Linked DNA regions of Mus musculus: regions 1 and 3 are each linked to region 2. The links are chromatin loops, found by intact Hi-C in ENCODE. Cell type or tissue: left cerebral cortex. All regions are shown on one strand. Each heading gives the region's core, and the rest is flanking DNA. Links, peaks and the distances in the headings are about the cores only.

Region 1 (7,265 bases), core at 1,203-6,202, 170 kb after region 2:
CAGGCCTGATCTTGTGAGCATCCCCTGTGGGTAACCACACTTGCTGGGATTGCGAGTAGAGGGCAGAGTTGTAGAATAGGAGCCCGGATCACTGCACACTGGGTGCCTCTGAGTGACTGGCTTCATCCACCTTGATGGGTGGGGGCACGGAAAGCTGCATGGAGTGGGAGGAGGAGACATTGAGGATGAGCAGCGGTGGGGTGGGGTGGCTGGACAGAGACTGGGTGGGAGCAGATGCACGTCTGTGCTATGCTGTGCTGTGCTGGTCATTAGCAGGCAGTGGGCACACGTTCATTTTCATATTGATGATCCACAGTTAGTCACAGCATGGAAGCATAGCCTTGAGAGCCTACTGCTGTGGGGCCTGCTGGCCTGGGAAGGTCATGGTAGGTCAGGAGCAGCCATCTTGCACGTACCATTTTTCTGTGCAGTTTTATATCCTCTGCCTGTGCATGGGGATGTATGACTGTCAGAACCCCAGCTCCCAGTTTTCTCATACCTTCTTTCTCTCAGAAACAGCAGGAGAGTGAGTGTTCCCTCTCAGACTTGAAGGTGCCCGTGGAGGAAGAGCACAGTCCGGCTCCTCGGCCAGGTGGTCCTCTGTGGCCTTTAAGGGATAGCGTGGCAGGGGCCATGTGTCATTCTCAGGCGTGTATCTAAGAGAACTTGAAGTCGGTGGCTCCCATTGGTCCCCATGCTTTCCACTCCAGAGGCTCGCCAGAGTTCCACAGGCCTTGCAAATCTTGCCCAATTAAAGGGCTCCTAACTGTGCAGGGCTCTTTTGCCTTTCTGTGTTAGTGTTTGAGATTCCATCGCTCCTAAATGCTTGCCGCTCAGCAAGTCTCCAAAGTCCTTCCTTTTTGCTTGGGGCCACTTCCCCGTCGGCCTCCTGTTGGTTTTTATTCTGCTGCGTGTAAGAAATGTAAGTTTCTGGAATTGTAGAAAGGCTCTGGTTTTTTAGTTTTGCTTTTGTCTTTTTTTAATTTGCGCTTGCTGTGACATTGGAAGGTGGCAGGGGCGCTCTGAGAACCTTTGCTGTTTCCGGTGATGCTTGAGAAACCATTCGAGAGCGGATCGAGGGCTAGACTTTGCTTTGTCTGTGCTCCAGGAAGGAACCAGAGTGCTCAGCCCCGCTTTGGCTTCAATTCGGGACATAGGTGGCTTGGGGATCAGGTAAAGCTGAGGAGGAGGTGGCGCTGTGATGGCTGATGGACAGGACTCCTTTGAATGGAGACCCTGGCTTGGGTCTTGCCCTCACAAGATTTTCCTGTTCGAGACCTGCCTTTGGTACTGTTGGAAAGCAAAGAATGTACTTGGGAGCACCTAGCCAGGAGGGTCTGATGAATGTTCCCTTAACTTAGATTCCACACTTTGATTGATAAGGAAAAAAACAAGAACATAAAAGTGAGTTAGAGAGCTGGGGCCTCCTCCAAAGACCAGAGGCAGAAAGTCTTTCCTCTCCAAGCTGGCAGACTCTGTCCTGGGCAAGGAGCGCCTAGATTGATTCATAAACAGGCTTGGTTTGGGAAACAGGTAAAAATATTTGGTAAGAGTATAACATGCTCGGTCTCCTTCCCCTGAATGTTTGAACTGCATGCTGCAAGGAATGTGGGCTGGGCAGCTGGGGGAGGCCGTTGTTAGAGGAATGTGGAGCTGGGATGCTTGAAGGAGCCAGGGCTTGCCCATCTCCCACTTCCCTTTAAAGTCCATGTGGGGCTGAAGAGACAGACGGCTCAGTTGTTAGGAGTACTAGTTGCTCTTTCAGAGGACCTGGGTTCGTCTCAGGACTCACATGGTAGTTCACAACTGCCTGTAACTCCCGTTCCAGGGAACCTGATGCCTTCTTCTGGCCTCTGCGGGCACTGTACATATATGGCACACAGACACTTATGAAGACAAAACACCCATACATATTAAGAAGTGTTTGCCAGGAGAGGTGCCACATGTTTTTAACAGCACCTGGGAGGCAGCCTAGTCACAGAGTTCCAAGACAGCCAAGGCTATATAGTGAGCATGTGTCAAAGGAAGGTCAGAGTACTTACCTGGTTAGTTGGTTAGTGTGCATAAAGTCTTGGGTTGGGTGTTATGCTGCATGCCCATAATCAGAATTCAGGACAAAGAAGCACGAGGTGCACATGTTCGGAGTTCTCCTTGGCTACATAGGAAGTTTGAGGCGGACCTGGGCTACATGAGGCCCTGTTTGCTTTGTAGTGATTAGGTGCTAGCTGCTTAGCACTGGCGTTGATGAACGGGTCTGATTTGAACTTGGAACTGGGAAAAGCTGGTGTGACTGTGACACTCCCTCCTGGCCCTCGGCATGTGCAGTTTGTACTTGGTGAGGGGCAGGGCCTCCACAGTCTGTAACTCACAGAAACTGCTTTATACAGAGTGCGTGCAGTGAGCTTTTGAGAACCCTGTCCTGGGTGACTGTAGAGATAAAGTTATCTAATCCTTGGCCATGAAATGGTCAAGGTCTAAAACTGAGCCAGAGCTTCCCGATTGCCTGTGCTGGTGGAGCCCGAAGATAGACAAAAGGGTGTGGGGCCACACCCCCTCTCCCCGAGCCAGAATCACTAAGGTGCACCATGAGTGTAACTTACCAGCCTTGGAAAACGTAAGCCCGTCCTGATCCATTCATTTCTGTTATAAGGAGCCGGATCTCCATGGCTTGTCCAGAGCTCTGCATCAGTGCTGGGCATGTCGTCTCCATTTGCTCTGGGCCCTCAGTCACCAGAGTACTAGCCCACTATGGCAGCCATCTAGGAGCAAGACTATCTTGCCAGCTGTCTCAAAGCCAGGTTCGTGGCTCACTTAGCATTTTGAAGTTGGGAAGGGTACGCTTGACAGGTACATATAATGGTATTAGTAAGGACCCTACAGGGCAGGGTATTCAAATGAGGTTTATAGTATGTCTTTCTGCTTAGGAATCTGATGTTCTGTGAAGGCCTGAGGTGGGGCCTGGAGGAGCTGGGACCACACCCTGTTATGTGTGCTGGGATTGGGCACAGAGAGCAGGCCCTGCTCAGTGGGTAGTGGGTAAACACAGACACTGCTGTTCAGTCCCCTTCCTCCCCTGTCCTCCCAGCTCAGCTGGGTTGGGACAGCTTGCTTTCTTGGCCTTCTGGGTCTTGCTGTGTGCCTTGCAGGGCTGCTAGCTGCAGAGCTGTGTGGTGCCCCCTCCTGTTTTCCTTACCATTCCTGTCATTCTTGTGCTGGCCCCCTTGCCCCAGCCTCACCTAGTGTCTTCAGGTTTCTTTCCTGCTCTGGCAGTCTGGAGATGTCCTGCTAGTGTGCGTCTTCCTGTCTCTAGTCTCTTCCATGGTTCCAAACCAGTTCCTAGGTTAGGAGCCTGACAGAGGCAGAGCAGAGTTGGGACCTGTGTCTGATTTCTCGTTGTGTGCTGTGTTCCAGCGCTGGCATGTGCACCTCTAGGACACTCTTGCTGCTTTCATTGTTTCAGTTCTTAAAAGCATAACTTCAGGGCCTTGGGAGAACAGAAGAATCGGGTTGTAAGCAGAGCCCCCTGCTGGCCATCGAGGTCTCTGGCACCCAACCCTTTCGTCTGGAGTGGGGCAAGCCAGGACGCTCCCCAGCCACGGGCTCCCCATCACTCATGTGCATGTGCACCCGAGTGGACAGGGTCTGCTTTCGATCCTTATCTCTCCGGTGGCGGGCTCCCAGCCAGCAGGCAGATCAAAAGATGGAATGTGTTCATTTGGCCATTTTTTTAAAAAAAATCAAGGTCCAAAGGTTCACTTCTGAAAGGCGAGGGCGCCGGGAATTAGATTATCCGGAGAGCTGAACCACTCCAGCTTTTGTGCCTTTTTTTTTTTTTTAAGGGTTCATCTCAAGTTTCTTTTTCTGGTTGAACAATTTTTTTCAACATTAATAACTAATGGAGAAGAGGAAGAGGCAAAGTGGAACCATATGACAGCGCACACGGCCTTGCCTGTGGCCGGAAGCTTCTGATTTGTGTCCGCTTTCATGCGATCAGCTGTTGGGTTAGATAGTAGGAAAACACGCCATTTGGGCAAGAGCAGTGCTGCAATTTACCTCTCAACCGAGCTGAACTGTGTCCCTGTCCCTTCCTTAGACGCTGGCTTGTGTGACTTGGGTCAGCTTGTTTCTCAGGCCCCGTGTGCCTCTTCTTTAAAGTAGAGGTCTCTGGGCCACCAGGATGGCTCAGTGCATAAAAGCGTTGCCACCGAGACTGAAGACCTGAGTTTGATTCCCAGGTTCCACGTAGTGGAAGGAGAGAACCAACTCCCACAAGTGGTGTCTGACCTCAGTGTCTGCACTATGGCACGGGCACTTTCTTAAAAAATGAATGAGTGAGTGGGTGGGTGGGTGAGTGAGTGCGTGAGTGAATGAATATAGTCTTAAAGAAAAAAATAGTCTCTGTGAAAACCTGTCCTGGGGATAAAGGAGTGATGGCAATAGATTGGAACCCATGGTGACAGAACTCGTCTTTTCTATGGTTTATCGTCACTGTTGTCTGGTTTTTTCCATGTTGTCTCTGTGGGTCTTGAACTCAGTGGAGTCAAATGATCCTTCTGAGTCAGCCTCCTGGGTAGTTTGGACTACAGACATGTGCCTGTCCTGCCTCCCATTAAAGCTGCCTTTGCTGTGCTTGGACTGAACCCAAACCCAGGTGAGAATGCCCAGGGCGGAGGCAGGGCCTGTCCCAACAGACGTATAGCGTTACTATTCCAAGTCACTGGAAATTAAGTTGAACCCTCAGCAGCCCGGTTTGGCCAGCACCATTGCTGTTAGATGGACGTTCCACACAAAAGCTGATGGGGGTAGGTCACGTAGGCAGTGTGGAGCGCAGCCAAACACAGTCTATGCTGGCTCTGCTCCTCACAGTGCTGGAGCACGGAGTAGACTCAGGTGTTTGGACCTGGTCATTCAGCTCATTGATCACTGCAGATTCTGACACCCCGAGAGTGTGGCACAGCCAGGGGCAGGAAGAGCTGAGGCGCAGATTTAGATAACTGACTGGCTCACAGAGCCATTGTTTTCCAGCATGCTCTCAGGCAAAAGACCTCAATGCCTGCTCCCATGGGACCCAAGCATAGATTGAGACCCTCAGCAGCTGATGGGACATGGTGCTTGACTGGGGTCCCCTCATGGCTCCCTGGGCACAGTCTCCCGAGTCTCTGCTGGTATTAGGACAGCCAGTTCAGGAGCAATCAGGGTCCTCTGCTGTCCATTGGTGGAACTCCACGATGCCTGGAGAGAAGTGGGAGTCAGGGACAGGTCTGAAGGAGACTCGGGGAATATGGCAGAGTGTTAGATTGAACAACTAAAAACAGCTATCCTGTGTAACATTAGAGGGGTGGTCAAACTGGAACCGTCTTCCTTGTGACTCAAAATTCAGTTTAACTCAGCAGCCTATAGTTTCTGCACCAACTCTCAATGGGGAGGGTTTTTATACAAACTAGCATGTAGAGGAGATGGCTAGTAGTCCAGTGTTGAGAAGGTGGATAGAGGACAGGATGAGGGGCAGGACTGACACATGGTACACGAATGTACACGCATGTGCATGCGCACACCCCATGTGCCTAGGGCAGCTGCTCCCACACTGTATAGCCACACTGTATAGTCTGTACTTGTTTCCAGTGACAGCACAGTGTCATTCTAGACTAGGTTGTCTTTTATCAGAAGAGGGATTGATGCAAACAGAACTTGAAAATATGGCCCAACTTAAGAACTTGTCTTTTAGGGACCTGAGCAGGCAGAGCCAACTAGCTGTCTGTGACCCATCCTAGGTACTTGTGTGCTCGGGCACATCCTATGTCCTGCACGATCTCCATAGTTTTCCACTGTGTGCTGCCATGGTAAGGGCTCAGTTGAGTGTATGTTCTTCTGTGGTTGTTTGGAGGCGTGGGCTTGCAGAAGTCTGGGATTAGCTCTTTAGGGGTGGCTAGTCTCTGGCATAGTTTGCCTGGTTCTGTCCTTCTGTCATTACTGTGACTCTTCAGGCTGGGCTTGGGGCTTTGGTTTGGTAGTGGTGTTATTTGTTCGTTTTGCTGGTAACTTGAGACACTGAGAATTGAATTGAGGACCTCATGTGCAGTAGGCAAGCACTCTACCACTGAACTATCTTCCCGGATGTCTGTTTTCTCATAACACAAGGTCTTAAGTTACTCAAGTAGGCTTGAAACTCACTGTACAACCCAGCCAGTCTTTGAACTTAGGATCCTCCTGCTTCAGCCTCCCAAATATTTAGGACTGTGCCACCAGGCCTGGTCATACTGATGTGGAATTCATGGTCTTAAATCCTTCTTCTCCCTCAGCCTCCTAAACAGCCAGGATTACAAACGTACATTCCTGTGCCAGCTAGGAATGGAGCCTCTTTCCTTGCAGCTCGCATCGTCTTGCCAGCCTGGCTGCTAAAGGAGATCTGTCTTCCCAAGCATCCTTCAGCATCCGCTGTCTGAAGCAGCAAGGTGTATTGAGATACAGAGAAGGGCAGCGGGGCCAGAGAAATGGCTCAGCGTTAAGAGCACTGACTGCTCTTCTGAAGGTCCTGAGTTCAAATTCCAGCAACCACATGGTGGCTCACAACCATCTGTAATGAGATCTGATGCCCTCTTCTGGGGTCTCTGAAGACAGCGACAGTGTATTTACATATAACAAATAAATAAATCTTTTAAGAAAAAAAAGAAGAAGAAGAGGGCAGCATTGCTACCCAGACAGTGAGGACAGACAAAGAGGACTAGGAGGCTCAAGACAGGACTTGACAATCTGTAAGGAGACCCCAGCAGCAGCCCAGTAGCACAGGTGGGTTCTTAGTGGCAGGCCACAGCACGAAGGGCAGCATGAAGGTGCCAGGGTCATTTCACCGCGCCCATAAAATTCAGCCAGTGCCTCATGCCTGGCTGCCTCATGGAAGCCGTGAAACTTTGCTTCTACAACTAGGGTGTCCCAGGTGGAGGGCTCTAGCTATAACTAAGCTGCAGTGGGGGCTGGGAGGAGCTTTGTACCGTTACTGCTCGCTGTCCTTAGGGACCAGAGTGACAGGGTGAAGGAGTTTGGGAGTCACCTAGCCTAGGGTTGGATTTCTCTATTCACTGCTGGCTGTTGGTGTGACCCTTGGACAGCTTAATGATTCTGGGTCTTAACTCTGTAATCTGTAAATTAAGGTAACAGCTTCCCATTTTGTGCCCTGGTAGGAGCACTTAGGTAAAAAGCATGCTTTGTGATACCTGGTTCAACATCCAAACAGGCACTTAGAGGTGATAGAGAGAGATGTCACCAAA
Region 2 (7,265 bases), core at 769-5,768:
GCAGGGGCCTCCTGTCCACTATGGTCCCAGGTGATGGAGATGGACCATCACCTCTTTCAGAAAGACCGGCCCCAAAGACAGCAGGGCTGGCTGCAGCTACTTCCCTAAAGGGTCCAGAACACGGGGAGCAGAGAGCTAAGATCTCCAGAGGGAGAGATGGGAGGGATCTTCTTTCTTCTTCAGTGACACTCTGGCACTTGAGTCAGCAGGGTCCTGCCCCAGCCTGACTCCTAAGCCACTCCATTGAAGGGGTTACTTCCCTGGCACTGGGGAGTGAGGGAGGTCGTTAGGGAAACCTATGGGACTGGAGCTTCCGACCTCTGCAAGCGGTCTTCCCACATAGGTCCTTCAGCAAAGGACTTGATTCCCACTCTGGACCCATCACTGGGGATCCTGCCCCCATCAGTTGTGTGGGTCCTGGCCTGGGCCTGCCCTGTTTGAGGATCTCACTCATCCTCAGCAGCTCAGCCCATTTCCTCTCTATCCCGGGTGGGGGTGGGGGGCTCATCTCTCTAGAAGGCCGAAAGGAAAGACCACACTTCACCTTCCAAAAGAAAAGTCCTGCGGATGTCTGTCTGCTTCCTCCCCCATCTTGCATATATTAAATTGTGCAGCTTGGCTCCAGCCCCTCCCTTCAGATCTCCATGACAACCAGGCAGCATTCCAAGTCCATCCAGTGCCAAAGGGGGAGGGGGGCTTCTGCCTATCCCCTCCCTCTTCCCTGGAGGGTGGGACCGACATTCCACAGGGAACAAGAGGGGAGGAAGAGTTGGGGGCCCTCAGTCCTCAGCCCCCTCTTCCTCAACCTGAGGGGCTCCAGGAGGCTCTTCGGGCTCAGGGGTCTGGCCCCCAGGGTGGGGATGGGCATGGGAGTGTGGTCCAGGCTGGGAGCCCGGGCTGTCTTCACCCTGCACATAGACGTTCAGGCCCTCGTGACTGGGCTCCTTGCCGCAAGCCTGGCAGCTGCAGTGTACAATCTTCTCTACCAGCTTGTCCACCCTGGGCACCTCCTCGTGGCCAGGGCACTCCAAGGTCACCTGGGAGGAGCAGGAGGAAGAAAAGGGATGTTTCCTGAAGTCTGGGCAGTGGAGAGACCCCAGGAATAACAACACATCTTTGGGAACCAAAAATCCACCCTGCAACAGCCCAGTGTGCTCTGTGAACCCATCTGGAGGGGCACGAGGGGACTGAGCCCCTGCAAGGGCTCCTCTTCCTCCTCCTCCCCCTCCTCCTCCTTCTCTCCCTTCTCCTCCTCTATCTCTTCTTTTAATGTACTTTTTAAGAAAGATTATTTTACATGTGGTGAGTACACTGTCACTGTCTTCAGACACACCAGGAGAGGGCATCAGATCCCATTACAGACGGTTGTGAGCCACCATGTGGTTGCTGGGAATTGAACTTAGCACCTCTGGAAGAGCAGCCAGTGCTCTTAACCACTGAGCCATCTCTCCAGCCCCCTCTCTCATCTTCTTACACACAGCCCTACCCCTCCTACCCATTCCCCCGGGCATAGGAGTGGGTGTAAATTCTCTCTCTCTCTCTCTCTCTCTCTCTCTCTCTCTCTCTCTCTCTCTCTCTCTCTCTCTCTCTCTCTCCCTCTCTCTCTCTCTCTCTCTCTCTCACACACACACACACACACACACACACACGCACACACACACACTGTGCTCTTCTCAGGTCTTCAGGACCTTCAGGCTGGTCCTGGCTGACCTCACCATGCCAGACCCTGGTGCACCAACAGTAACTCTAACTGCCTGATCTGCCCCCAGAGACTTGGCTGATGTCCTTCCTTCTTCATAGAAAGTTCTGGCTCAACCCATCCTCCCACTGATTCCAAACTCTGCACAATTAACTTCTGGGCAACTTTTGGGTCTGAGCTCCATCCCAAGCTCCCGACACAGTGAGGCTTACTTTATAGCAACCCCCTTAGCACCCCAACTCTTGCCTTGTAGAGTTGTTTCCAACTGTCTTCCTCCCTCCCCCTCCTTTCTTCTACAGAGCATCTACTCCATGACCGCGGGCACAGGTGCAGGTGGGGCACAGGTGCAGGTGGGGCACAGGTGTAGGTGGAGCTCAGGTGTCTGATATGTTGGGAAAACTGTTCATGTGACAACTGCCCAAAGCAAAGGCACACAGGGCTTGAGAGCCTATGGCACAACTTGACTGGGTCAGAGGGTTTGAAAGAGTGCCCTGAGGAAATAATACTTGAGCCAAGAGCCACGAACCAGTAGAAGTTAACTAGCTGAAGAAAGGGGGAAGGTGGAGGGGTGGCAGTTCAGAGCAAAGCAAAGATCATATGCAAAGATCCTGGGGTGGAAAGAACAGAGCAGGTAAAAGGGCTAATGTGAGGTGAGTTTGGTACGTGTTAAGCTGTTGAAGAGGTGGCAGGTTCTAAGATAATGCCAGGAAACTGGTGAGCCCAACCAATAGGGCTGAGTGGGGCAGAGAAAGGCATAGATTCTGGTAACAGTGTGTGGAGACTGAAGAACTGTGATGTCTGTGACATGGGTGGAGCCTCAGACGTATCTAGAATCTTCTACAGGTTGGTGTCAGACTGAAAAGCCCTGGAGCAAGGACCCCATGCGTATCCCCAGCAGTAGAACTCTGCAGCCTGCACGCACGGTAAGTATCCAAGTCCTGCTGCTACAGTTCGGGGATTGGGCAGCTGTACTCACAATCTCCCACATGGACTGGGCCGGCATGCAGGAGTCACAGTGCACCAGGGACTCTGTGGACTGCGGGAAGGTGTTGGGGACGCTGTAACTGAAGCATTGTCCTAGGCACGCCCTGTGGGAGGAGATGTCACTGAGCCCCGATCTCCAGGGATGGGAAGTCTTCAAGGCTCCCTCGGTCCCTGTCCTCACCCTCCTCCTCCCTGCAGAGCCCACCTGTTCTGGATAGACTTGGCCTCACAGCCGCTGTGGCCCACAATCTGCGTGATGTTCTTGGCTTCACACCAGGCACTCTTGTCCGGAAACAGGGCCAGCTTGTTGATAGGTGGCGGGGCAGCCAGCAACATGACAGGGAGGACGGCCCCCACCAGGACCCAAAGCATTGTGCCCGTCACCTCCGGAGCCCTGGAACTAAACACAGGTGGCAGGTGAGGTGCAGTATAGCCTCGGAGGTTAGGTGCTCAGGAGCAGAGGTGCCTTCCAAACATGGACTCTGATCCCAAGAGTCAAAGTCAGATCTGCACATGTAGCCCAGGCTGACCTTCAATTAAGTCTGTACCCAAGGATGATTTTGCACTCCTAATTCTCCTGATCCCACCTACCCTATGGCCAGCTCCAAATACACCTCAGACCTCTCTAAACGTCAGAAGCAGCTATATGTAGCATCGCACCTGCCAGCGCTGGGGAGACTGAACGGTCCTCAGTAGGATAGTTACTAATGTCAGACTGGGAATGCCCCTCAGTGGTACAGTGTCTGCCTAGCTTGCACGACGGCTCTGGATCGAATCCCTCAAATTATAAACCCGAAGTAATCCTTTGATTACAGCCTTAGAGACGGCTGGCTATTGTCCATGCCTCCTAAAAAGACATCGATACTCAACTCTATACCACTCAGATATGTTTCTTCTTATGATTCTCCACCAGGGTGTAGCACACATCATTATCCCCAGACTATTTACAGAGTTCTCTGCTTCAGGAGTAAAACACTAAATTTCCCAGTCAGCCACTAGATGGCGCTGCAGGACAGAAGTCTGTGTTTAAAGGAAACACTCAGAGGGGGACTTCTGCCACCTTCCCCAACTTTATCTTCTGTAGGCTTCACCCAATCCCCTACCCCACCCCACACACACCTCAGAAATAGTGGACGGGGGAGTTCAGAGAGACCTATACCAAGGAAAGTGCTTCCAAAGGCTCCATCCCCCTGACCCCTCTGAGACAGGACACTGAAGAAAGGGATGGATCTGTCTGTCTAGTGCTTTGTGACCCTCCATCTTCAAGTCTCAGTTCCTCTCTACCTGTCCTCCACCTGTAAAATAAATGGCACTTTCACACCTGATAGTGTCTCAGAATTCCCTGGGGACTTACAGTGTGAAAGCTGCCAGCTGCGATAAGATTCACGCTTTCCCAGGGTGGTTCGGATAGACTCAGCCAGGGACTATACCCAGCTCAGTTGGGAACTGTGTCTTAGTTCAGTCCCCAGAGGGGCCTGGATGCGCTTGCCTGTGGGGCAGAGGAGCAGGGATGTATTCCTCTAGTCCTCTGTAAGCCAGGTACCAGGAGTGGGGAAGCAGGTATTTTGAAAAGTATCTATGGAGGGGACAGTGAGAATCCAGGGGCACTGAGGGAGTGGAACCCCAATAAGTTTCTGCTGTGATCTGCACAATCCAAACTCACCAACAAGATCTACAGCAAACCTATATTCTTAGAGCAAGCACACCCTAAAGGAACTGACTGGACTCCTTAACTGCAACTCAACAGCATCAGCCTCCTGCTCCCGATAGAGCCCCTGCATCCCCCTCCTCCCACTCCCAGGAACTAACCTGAGCCAATGTATGACCTTGGCCTTCTAAAGCGGTCCAGAACCCATAGAAAAAGACCAGAACTCCAGGGCCCTCCCTGTGCGGGGCTAGCCTCTCTAGGCATCAGAAAGTCCCTGCTGTGTCACCTGACTCTGTGACACTTTCTTGCTCATGACAGGCAGGAAGTGAGTAAGACCCAGGTAGGAAGGGAAGCAAAAGTCTCAGTAGGAGTTAGGTTTGAGGTTTGAGCTGAGTCTCAACAGCAGTCAAGATGGATTTGGGAGTCTGACTTGGACCCAGAACTCGGAGAGGGTGAGGCTTAAGGCTGCCACAACATGGGGACTGGCTAAAGTGAAGATCAGCCTGGAGGTTGACCACAAAGCTACCTGGAGACAGGATAAGGGGACATTTGCAGTGTCCCTGGCCCAGAGAGCAGTCTCTGTTGTTAGAGCTGGCAGAAGTTAAGGAGAAACGAGTCTTCCTTTTCAGATGGCCCATGGGGAACTAGGATTAGCCATACCCTTCAGAAGAGTGGTATGCCCCAACCCACCACACCCTGACCAGGGCCTGGCAGCAGAACACTGGGATCACCCTTGACCTCCCCAGGACAGCAGCCAGAACACCAGTAGACCAGCCCGCTGTCCCTGGAGTTCTCAGTGTTCAGATTCTGCAGCCTAAGAGCTGTGTGGCTGTAAGAAAGACTTCATCTCTCACAGCCTACTTCCCTGTGTAAAGGAGAAACACTGCTCCTTCCCAGAGCTGGCATGTTCCTAGGACAGTACCCAGCATCCAGCACCCATTATACAATACCCAACATTCAACACCCAGCAGCCAGCATCTAACACCCAGCACCCAGCATTCAACATCCAATACCCAGGACCCAGCATCTAGCACCCAGTATCCAATACCCAACATCCAACTCCCAGCATTCAGCACCTAGTATCCAACACTCAGCATCCAGCACCCAGTATCCAACACTCAGCATCCAGCACCCAGTATCCAACATCCAGCACTCAGCACCCAGCACCCATTCAGTAACCAGCATCCAGCACCCACCACCACCCTCACTTTCCAGGACCATGAGTAAAGCTGGGCAATGTGGGAAGGAAGGCAAAATTTGCCATTAGGAAAGCCCCTCCTCTACCGCTCACACCCTACCCAGAGACCATGGTGCCCTCCACCTGCCTACCACCGCATCTTCTGTTCATTTCACTTGTTTATGTTCTCAACCAGCAACTCAGTGGCTCGTGTCTGTCTACACAGTGGTTAGACTCTCCCTTCCTGGGCCCTCAGAGCCTCACCCAGCTTCTCATAGCTTCCACCCTGAAGGTCACACAGAGTGCCAGAGAGCCAGGGCAGGACCGGAGTCAGTCAGTCATCTGTCCAATCAACACCCAGGCTCTGCAGAGCTTGTCCCAAGACACTTCCAGCACCAGAGAAGAGCCATGTCCTCTTGTGGGCCGTTTCATTCCCTGTAGCTGACACTCCCTTTCTGGGTACCTTCGAGGAAGGTGAGAGAGAATCTCAAGGGTAGAGCCCGAGGGCCCTACATTTACCCACAGGGGAAATGCAGACATGTGGCTGAGTGAGGGGGGTGGAAGGCCATAATTCTGGGCTGAACAGAGGGTTACAGATGGGTACTGGTGGAGGTTGAGGGAGGAATCTCCTGATTGCTAAAACAAAGACCAGAAGAGGGGATAACATGCGGGTCTAATGCAGCCGCTGTTTCTACATGAAGAACAGGAATACATGGGGTGTAGGGAGCAGGGCAGCTGGAATTTGTGTGAGCTTTTATGTCCTGACAGTAGGAAAAGCCAAGGCTTGATCCTGAGCAAATCAGGTGGGCTGGCAGTTACCGGGCAGGTGGGTGCGGGTAGAAGGCTCACGGAAATGAGAGAAGGGGAAATGGGGAGAGAGGTGTCCAGGGAGCGGGGAGCTGGGATAGAACCCTCCTCTCCCTGTCAGAACTCTGGTGCTCGGCCACTGCTTCATCTGAAACCTGGCTCCATAGACAAGAGTGAGAGCCCCAAAGATGAGCATATGGTCACAGCGAACCTGGTTCCTGGGATCTGGGTGTGGGAGGGGAGTGTCCCGCCTGTAGTTCAGTGCCATCTTTAGCGCAGGTGGACTTTACACAGGTGCCACACCTCAGACCCAGGGATGGGGCGGATATTTCTAGTGACTCTCCCAGGGTTCTAGATTCTGACAGGGGTAGGCTTTCTTTCTAGCTCCCCACAGGGAGCACCTTGCCTTCCCTGAATTGGCACTCATGCAGAAAGGAAGCCCCCACAGGGTGACCCATGCATCTCACACAGGTCGAGAAGAGACTTGCCCATCTCTCCCAGGCAGGAAGGGGGCAGAGAGCACTGTGGTAGCTTCCCTTGACTGACAGGGCCCTTCAGGAATGCCAGGGGCGGAGCTGTGAACACACAGGGCTGAGCTCTCAGCACACCTGCCAGACTCTTGCAGCTGCCCTGACACTCACCAGGGAGATAGAAGCCCGGGGCCTAGCCTGCAGAATCAAAACACCAAAGACCATTCAATCCGTTCAGGGGTATGGCCTGAACAGGCTGTCTATCTGTGTTCCCCACATGACTCTGAGGTCCAGCCAGGAGCTATACCCACATGTGCACTCGCGAGTGCACACACACACACAGACACACACCATTCCCAGAAAAAGAAGGCCTCTTAATGTCATGACTGACAGCGTCCCCTTGGTCACACGACTGGGTTCTAATGCCTGTAGCAAGATGGGACTTAGCTCTCAAGGACTTAACTACCGCCAATAACACTC
Region 3 (7,265 bases), core at 1,203-6,202, 200 kb after region 2:
CTGGGGTGGTCAGGATGGTGCCATCTCCATGCTGTATCTAAGATGACCTGGCTCAGGAAAAGCTGACATGAGACCACCACCCACAGGCCTGCCCTGGCTGTGGAAGGCAGGGGCGCTGGGCCGCCAGAGGGCGGAAGAGGTCGAACTGGATCCTTCCCAGAACCTGAGAACCCTGAGTTGTGGTTTTTCCTTGGCTCTCCTGGCAGACATATCTAATATCCACCCCACCCCCAGTGAGGTTGTCTCAAGGAAAACTGTCAAGCTGGGCCTAGTGGCACACGCCTTTAATCCCAGCACTTGGGAGGCAGAGACAGGCAGATTTCTAAGTTTGAGGACAGCCAAGGCTACACAGAGAAACCCTGTCTTGAAAAACCAAAAGAAAAGAAAAAAAGGAAAGCTGCCTTCAGACTCCTCCAGAACGTGGTCCAGGCTGTAGCCCTGTCCTTCCATGGCCATGTGAGCAGACAGACTTTATGCTTTTTTTCTTTAATGTTTTTTTTTTAATTTATTTACTATTATATCTAAGTACACTGTAGCTGTCTTCAGACACTCCAGAAGAGGGCGTCAGATCTCATTACGGATGGTTGTGAGCCACCATGTGGTTGTTGGGATTTGAACTCAGGACCTTCGGAAGAGCAGTTAATGCCCTTAACCACTGAGCCATCTCTCCAGCCCCAGACCTTACGCTTTCTAAAGTTCTGTGTGCTCTATCGACTCCATGCTAATCTGATTCTCTCCTTAGCCCAAGAGGCCTCCTCAGGTCCAGCTCAGTCGGGCACTCCTCCTTCCTAGGGTGGGCGCTGTGTGAGCACTGTATCTGGCTAGGTGGCAAGGTTAATCCTGGCCTGACAGCCTCGCGTCGATGGCGCAAGCTGGGCATACTTGGGCACAGTGCATGCTTTAACAAGGGCTGTGTGCTGCTAAGCATGCGCTGGCATCGCGTGTATGTTCATTAGCTTAGCATGCAGCACAGGCAAGGACATAGATGCCAAGGTGAGCAGGGCCCTTTGCACCTGGGCATGAGCTCGAAGCAGCCACCTCGCTGCTGGCCGGCGAGGAAAGACACTTGTGGCAGTGGGAAACCGTCTGCCCCCCCTTGAGGCCCACAGCTGCCACATTCAAGCCCTTGCTTTGCTTGCCTCTTCCCCATCTCAGCCAGAGAGAGGAAAGAGTCTTGATGGAGACAGGCGAGCTGGTCCCCGACTCCAGACTCCGTAGGAACCACCGTGGGGAACATCTGTGCCGCCACAGAACATCAAAATGTTTTCCTTCTGGCAGCTTCTTTTACGAGGGTGTAATGATATATGCACTGCAAAAACAGTTCTGGCTTTGGTGGGCCAGCGCTGCCAGCGAGCTGACCCCAGCCAGGTGTGGGAGGACGGAGGCCTGCCGTGGGGACGGCAAGGGGGCTACGGAAACTGCCCGCGTGAGCTGGGAGCTTGAGCTTTGAGGACCGCTGTGTGCTCCTGAGGAGTCCACCCCCCCCCCTTACACACACACACACACACACACACACACACACACACACACACACACTATTCCTTTGAGGGTCTAGGATTCCGGCCTTTCCCTGCTGGAAGGTGGCTCTTGATTCAGAAGCACAAGCATGTGGCGAGGCACTGAGTCGCTCTCACCTGCCTGGTGGGAAGAGCCCTTCACCCCTCAAGCTGTGCTCACCCCAGGCTGCCACCACTCACTAAAATGGCCCTTGAGAGACCTCAAAGCCTTCATCCCTTCCCATGTAGAGGCAAGAATCTCCCTCTGCATAAAGTAGAGGACTGAGAGAGTCTGATCTGGAGGGGTGCAGGTCACTGATCAGAACCCCCCACTGGAGCAGCTCTGAGCAGTCTTGAAGCTGGACACGGGGTCCATGTGGGATGTTGGTTTCTAAGAACTCCTTTGGGTGAGAAGCCCTGTCCTTTCTCTGAGGTGTGCTCCCCAGCTGTGTGTCTTCACAGTCTAAGACTTCCGGAGACCCTCTAGCCAAAGGATGCCCGGCAAAGTTCAGGAGCTAGACTCGGGGACCAAGGTACCGATGGCTCTCACAGGCCTGCATCACCACCTCCTTTCAGCAGCTCTTAGTCAAATCCCTTGCCAGTACCAGAACTCTGTTCTGCAGAGTCATGTGGCTCTGGGAGGCCCTTGGGTCCAGCCTATTACTCTTAACTAGATTCTCAGCTTACAGCACGGTGCTAAATGATCACCCCACTGTTCCCCAGTGGTCCAGCGCTAACTGTAGTATAAGCAGGTGCCTGTCTGTTAGAACCTATTGGGCCACTCTGCCATATGCAGTGACAGGCCACTCAGCCCTGCTGGCGTCCTGGGATTCCCCCTACATACAGCCTGGCTTCACTAGTCCTTGTCCCATCCAGGAGGAAGGGATTGAAGTTACTGACATTTACACGCCATCATGTGGGTTCCAGGAATTGAATCCCAGTTCTCTGGAAGAGCAGCCTGTGTTCCTAACCACTGAGCCTTCAGCCCCCATGTTTAGCTTCTAAATACTCAGTACTCTCCTGGTTCCCTGTGAATCTGAAGGTGGGCTGCTCTCTTCTCTCTGTTGCACCCTTGTCAGGGAGGTAAAGCTCACCATAGGAAAACCAGAACCCAGCAGCAGGTCCCCTTATCTCCCTGCCAGCTCCTCCGTTCATGCGCTGAGCTGGCTGTTGGCCTCGTGCCTTATAACCCAGGAGTCTCACATTCCCCTGCACCGCTAGCTCCTGACTTTGGAGTGGTGGGGATGCTGGATAGGGCCTGGGAGTCCCTCCTAGCCAGGTGTTAGCTGACAGGGTCCATGGCTGCCATTACTGGGCTAGCCAGTCAAGATGTGGCAATGATGGGATATGGGAGGATTCCAATGCCAAACCAGGCCACACCCGAATCTGAGTAGCAGTTTCTACCTGTGGCTGCAGGAGTGATGTAAAGATAGGCAAGGCCAAAGTGATGGCCAGGGTGGCCTTTGCCCTCCCTGTTGTGGCCCTAGGAGCTAGGTGGGAGGCCCATCCTCAGAGCGGCATCAGCAGGCCATGCCTAGAAATGGTAGGACTTCAGGTCTGCTGGCCAGGCTGTTTACAACCCAACACTTAAGTCATTGGTGCTAGAAAAGTGGCCTTATAACAACAGCTCCACAGAGCCACCAGCTGCCAGAGGACCGTGACACACAGGGTCAGCCACCTGGGGCAGAGGACTGGAGGGCAGGTGTGTTGGTCAGTTGGTGGTGTCAGGCTGCTTTCTGAAGCTGCAGCTTTCTCTGACTAAACAATGTATCTCTGCAGATGGAGAAAGACGAAACTGTGAGTGACTGTTCCCCACACATAGCCAACATCGGGCGCCTGGTGGAGGTGAGTGGTCCAGGTTCACCCTGCCCCAGTGCCGCACAGGCCTGCCTGCTCTCCACTGCCTCCCTGTGCTGCAGCTGTTCCCGTTCCCGCCCTGCCTACAGTTTTCTGAGTTTTCTTCTGACTTGGAAGCAAGTGAAGCCGGGCTCCAGGCCCACCCACCCCAGCGCCTCTGCTCGGCCTTGTTTCCCCTGATCGCTGTGTGTGAACAGTGATGAACTCGGGGTGCAAACAGATCGTTGGAACACCAGGGGCCTTGGAGCAGCTTCACTTGTGGCTGCTGCAGTCTCGCCTGTCACCACGTCCCGTTTGGAAGAGCGAGGTGTTGTTTGGACTGGAGACATGTTCTCTGGTTTCACAGAACTGTTCACAGAGATGGTGGCCAGGCAGTGCTCTGGTGATGTGGTTTAGACCCACTCCCGGCAGTGGTCAGAATTGGCCATCAGCCCCTAGGTGCTGGCTTCCTCCATGCCTAAGGATAAGAAAGACCCAAAACACAAATTATAGGTGGGGTTCTGGCAGCCTGGCATTGGCTCTCAACACAGGGGAGTGGCCCCACAGCTCCACCCTGTGGCCAAGGCAGGGACTGCAGGCTGAGAGGTTGCAGGTGGGTGTGGGCCTTGTTTCCTGTGGGCTGGCTCCACTGACTCACCTCCCTTCCCAGGACATGGAAAACAAAATCCGAAGCACGCTGAATGAGATCTACTTTGGAAAAACAAAGGACATCGTCAACGGGCTGAGGTAATGTGCCAAACCTGGGGCTGCAGTCCCAGACTCCTTAGCGAGCTGAGGTCAGGGATGGCTTCACAGTTGCAGTTTGAAAGGCTCAGAAATTGGCTCAGCACTTTCTATGACCTCTACCAGGTCTGGTCTCTGGGCTCACTGACCACAGCAAGCTTTGATACCTGCATGGTGGAGCTGGCCACGGGCTGGCTACAGAATGTGCCCAGGCCCTTTGGAGTTGGGTTTGGGAGGCCCCCACACAGATCTCAAGACACTGAAGAGAGCTGAGCAGCCTGGCCTGAGGTTCCATTTGAAAGCTCCTGCCGCTGTCTAGTGCTCTGTGTTTTGCAGAAGCAGGCAGGACTCACTGGCCTCTGGCTCCAGTGGAGTGGGAGTGGGAGGCAGGACCCAGCTGGGGAGAGGGGAAGTAACTGAGGAGGGACTGAGATAGCACTGGCCTTGGAGTCATGTGGCCAGGATCCTGTCTGAGCTCTTTCCTCTTTCCCCACTCCTTTCTCGGTGGCCTTGTCCCATCCGGGAGGCAGGGTGCCGACAGGGTTAGGAGAGCAGGGTTGGGAGGGCTCTGCAGTCCAGCTCTGTTGTGACTCTGTGGGGCCCAGTCTTCTGATGTCATTCCCTGGCCCAGAATTTAATGCACCCAACAGAAAGGCGGGGTGTAACTTGTGAGTTCACCCAGCAGCATTATTTAGGTAAGACAGCCCCTCCTGGTCCCCAGTGGTCCTGAGTATCTGATCTGTCAGGCCTGACACTGGGTCCTGTGGCACCAAATGCACCCTCTCCTGCCAGGCCAGACTCCTCCATTCCCAGTAATGAGGAAAACACGAGGAACATCTGAGCCTGTGTGGGGTCGGGTGTGAACCCCTAAAGACCGGGGCCACTGCCAACTGTGGTTGTGGTGTGCAGTCAGTTCCAGTGTCGTGGTGGCCTTCTCCTGTCTCTGCCTTTGCCCACGGCTGCCAGGTTCTTGTTCGGCATTGCTGTTGCTCTCTTGCTGTGGCTTCACCCTCTCTGAACACTCTCTGTAGATCTCTTGATGCTATCCCCGACAACCACAAGTTTAAGCAGTTGCAGAGGGAACTTTCTCAAGTGCTGACCCAGCGCCAGGTCTACATCCAGCCTGATAATTGAGCCGACCCAGGTATCCTGTCTGAAGGGCGTGAGGCCTCCCCACTAAACAGGACTCACCAACCTGCTGAGACCCTGCCACTAACCTGTGTCTGCTCACAGCTGCTGGGCAGCCACATTAACGCATAGTCTCAGCCCCACGTAGTGTGAACGCGTGTGTGGTGTGTGTGCTCTGCACTCTGGGCAAAAGCCAGGTTTGAGCTCTTGCTCCTGATGAAGCTCAATCCGTGGCACTATCTCCGCCTCTCCAGCAGAGGGTGCTAGGTGCACCCACTCCACTGGCTCAAGGAGCAAGGGCTGTGTGCCCTGCCTTCTGCTGGCTCGCTCACTCAGGTCTCACAGCACAGCCAGATCCTCCCGCCTCCTCTACCAAGAACCTTACAGTCCCCAAGCTACATCCCAGGTGGTCTCCCTCTTATTTTCTGTGAGTGACTGAGCGCTCCCCCTAAGCCGGGCCAACACTCTTCCAGGCTGGCCACTGCTGGGCCCTCTGTGCCCACACCCTCCCTTAATGAGCTGCAGCTGTCCCAGCAGGCCATGCTGATGGGAAGGGAAACAATCCTGCTTGTTGACAATGACCAACAACCATGACTTGGCTTATGACAAAGACAGATACAGATATAGCCAGCATCTCAGGGGGAGGCTTTAAACCAAGGCTCGTAGGACCCACAGGCCCCAGGGCTGAACACCAAAGGCCCAGCCCAGGCAAGGACCTTGGGATTTACACTGCGGCTCCAAGCTGGGGACTCCCCTCCCACAGTGGTCTGAGCCATGTGCTGACTTCAGGTCCAAAGCAGACTGCAGTTCTAGCCTGGATGGCATCTCCAGGCCTCTCACTGGAGAAAACCCTTCTAAGGGATACTCCTGCCATCCCTAGCAGACCAGCTGGAGGTGCCCTGAGGGGAGTCCAGCCCGTCAGCCACATGTGCCCCCTCCTTGGCCTGACCCCAGCTCTGCCTGAGCCCGCATGCCATTCCTCACTGTTAGGCTAGCCTGAGATCCTGAGCCCCAGAGAGGACAAAGGGATCCTTGAGTGGCAGCAGCTCACACATCATCAGTGGCGTCTCAGCTCAGGTCCTGTCCTCACCATCTTGAAGACTCCTCAGGCACTTCCACCGTCTCTCTCTGTCCCATCCGCCTCACCTCCCCCCACTTCAGCAGGGAGGATGGACTTCCGATAGAGCTCTCACTGTGAACTTGAGCCGCTTGCCGGAGCATGTGCCCTGCCTCTTCCACCGCTTATGAGCCCTCAACAGTTGCTGCATATAGTTTAGTATGCTCTCAACTAACCGATGTGTCGTGAAAGGAACCATCGGGACCTCTCCAGCTCTGCTTCCTTGCCTGGTCTGGAAATCAGCTTAATGAGGACCCACCCTGAGGGCTTCTGAGGACTGAGATGTGTGTGCCAAGCACTTGGTACATTGTAACAGTTTCCAAGCCTTAGCTGCTTCCCTACCAACCCAGTGGGCAACAGCAGGCCCAGAGTGTCCCTCTCCAACGACTGCCTTTTAGAATGCAGGCGTGCAGGGCTCCACCGCCAGGCTGGGTTTGCAGCCAGCTGCACTCACACGCAGCGGAAGCTCTTGTCTTGATCCCATGGCTCAGCCATGCAGAGGCAGGTTCCTACGAATTTGGTAGGGAAGAGGGGTTGCTACACCTGGTTTTTCAGGGTAAGGAGCCAGCCTCTGCTGCAGGTAGAGAGGGTGGGGTAGATACTTCATTAAAAGGTCCTCACTATCCAGAGCCTTCACCTCTCTGCTAGCAAAGGGGCAATAGGTGTGAGGGCAAAGGCCCAGGCTGCGTGGTTTCTGAAAGCTCCCAACAGTTTGCGGCCTGCATCGCCATCCATGGACCTAAAGGCCGGGTCACCCACAGCCTGGGCAGAGATGACCTCTGTCCATGATGGCAGCAAGGTACTGAGGTGCAGGCCTGGGCTCCCCTTCCTGCTCTCCAGGACAGACTGCAGCCTGGCACCCCACAGTGGCCCCGGCCACCTCGCTCTCACCCTTGTGCCTGCTGATGTCTTCTCTCCTCCCCCGCAGGTCTGTGCAGACGTTT

Evidence for each region. A loop is a pair of places that touch in the nucleus more often than their neighbours do. Peaks named below come from ENCODE experiments on the same cell type or tissue, not always from the same donor. Only the 100,000 strongest peaks of a DNase experiment are listed, where the experiment ranks them.
Region 1: it touches region 2 in a loop (9-fold over the local background); 25 of 42 quality-filtered maps call a loop at or near these places.
Region 3: it touches region 2 in a loop (7-fold over the local background); 23 of 42 quality-filtered maps call a loop at or near these places.

Annotation. Positions count from the first base shown.
Region 1 is chr4:139,248,640-139,255,904 of GRCm38, forward strand. All of the region lies in intron 2 of Capzb (capping protein (actin filament) muscle Z-line, beta), which reads left to right. Among named protein-coding and RNA genes, the nearest start is that of Slc66a1, 58 kb to the right of the region's middle. In left cerebral cortex, for the core only: CTCF peaks have their summits at 3,530 (motif pointing left) and 5,220; a DNase peak (open chromatin) is centred at 3,520; H3K27ac peaks cover 587 bases.
Region 2 is chr4:139,082,566-139,089,830 of GRCm38, forward strand. It overlaps Nbl1 (NBL1, DAN family BMP antagonist), which reads right to left. Exons shown (of 4, transcript NM_008675.2): 2 at 2,889-3,083; 3 at 2,676-2,787; 4 at 1-1,037. The coding sequence starts at 3,055. The coding sequence ends at 780. Among named protein-coding and RNA genes, the nearest start is that of Nbl1, 6.8 kb to the right of the region's middle. In left cerebral cortex, for the core only: CTCF peaks have their summits at 1,358 (motif pointing right) and 3,672 (motif pointing right); DNase peaks (open chromatin) are centred at 908, 2,880 and 3,679.
Region 3 is chr4:139,283,754-139,291,018 of GRCm38, forward strand. Capzb (capping protein (actin filament) muscle Z-line, beta) reads left to right here. Exons shown (of 9, transcript NM_009798.4): 7 at 3,276-3,341; 8 at 4,003-4,079; 9 at 7,250-7,265. Among named protein-coding and RNA genes, the nearest start is that of Slc66a1, 23 kb to the right of the region's middle. In left cerebral cortex, for the core only: CTCF peaks have their summits at 3,916 (motif pointing left) and 5,458 (motif pointing right); DNase peaks (open chromatin) are centred at 2,629, 3,524, 3,921 and 5,474; H3K27ac peaks cover 3,557 bases.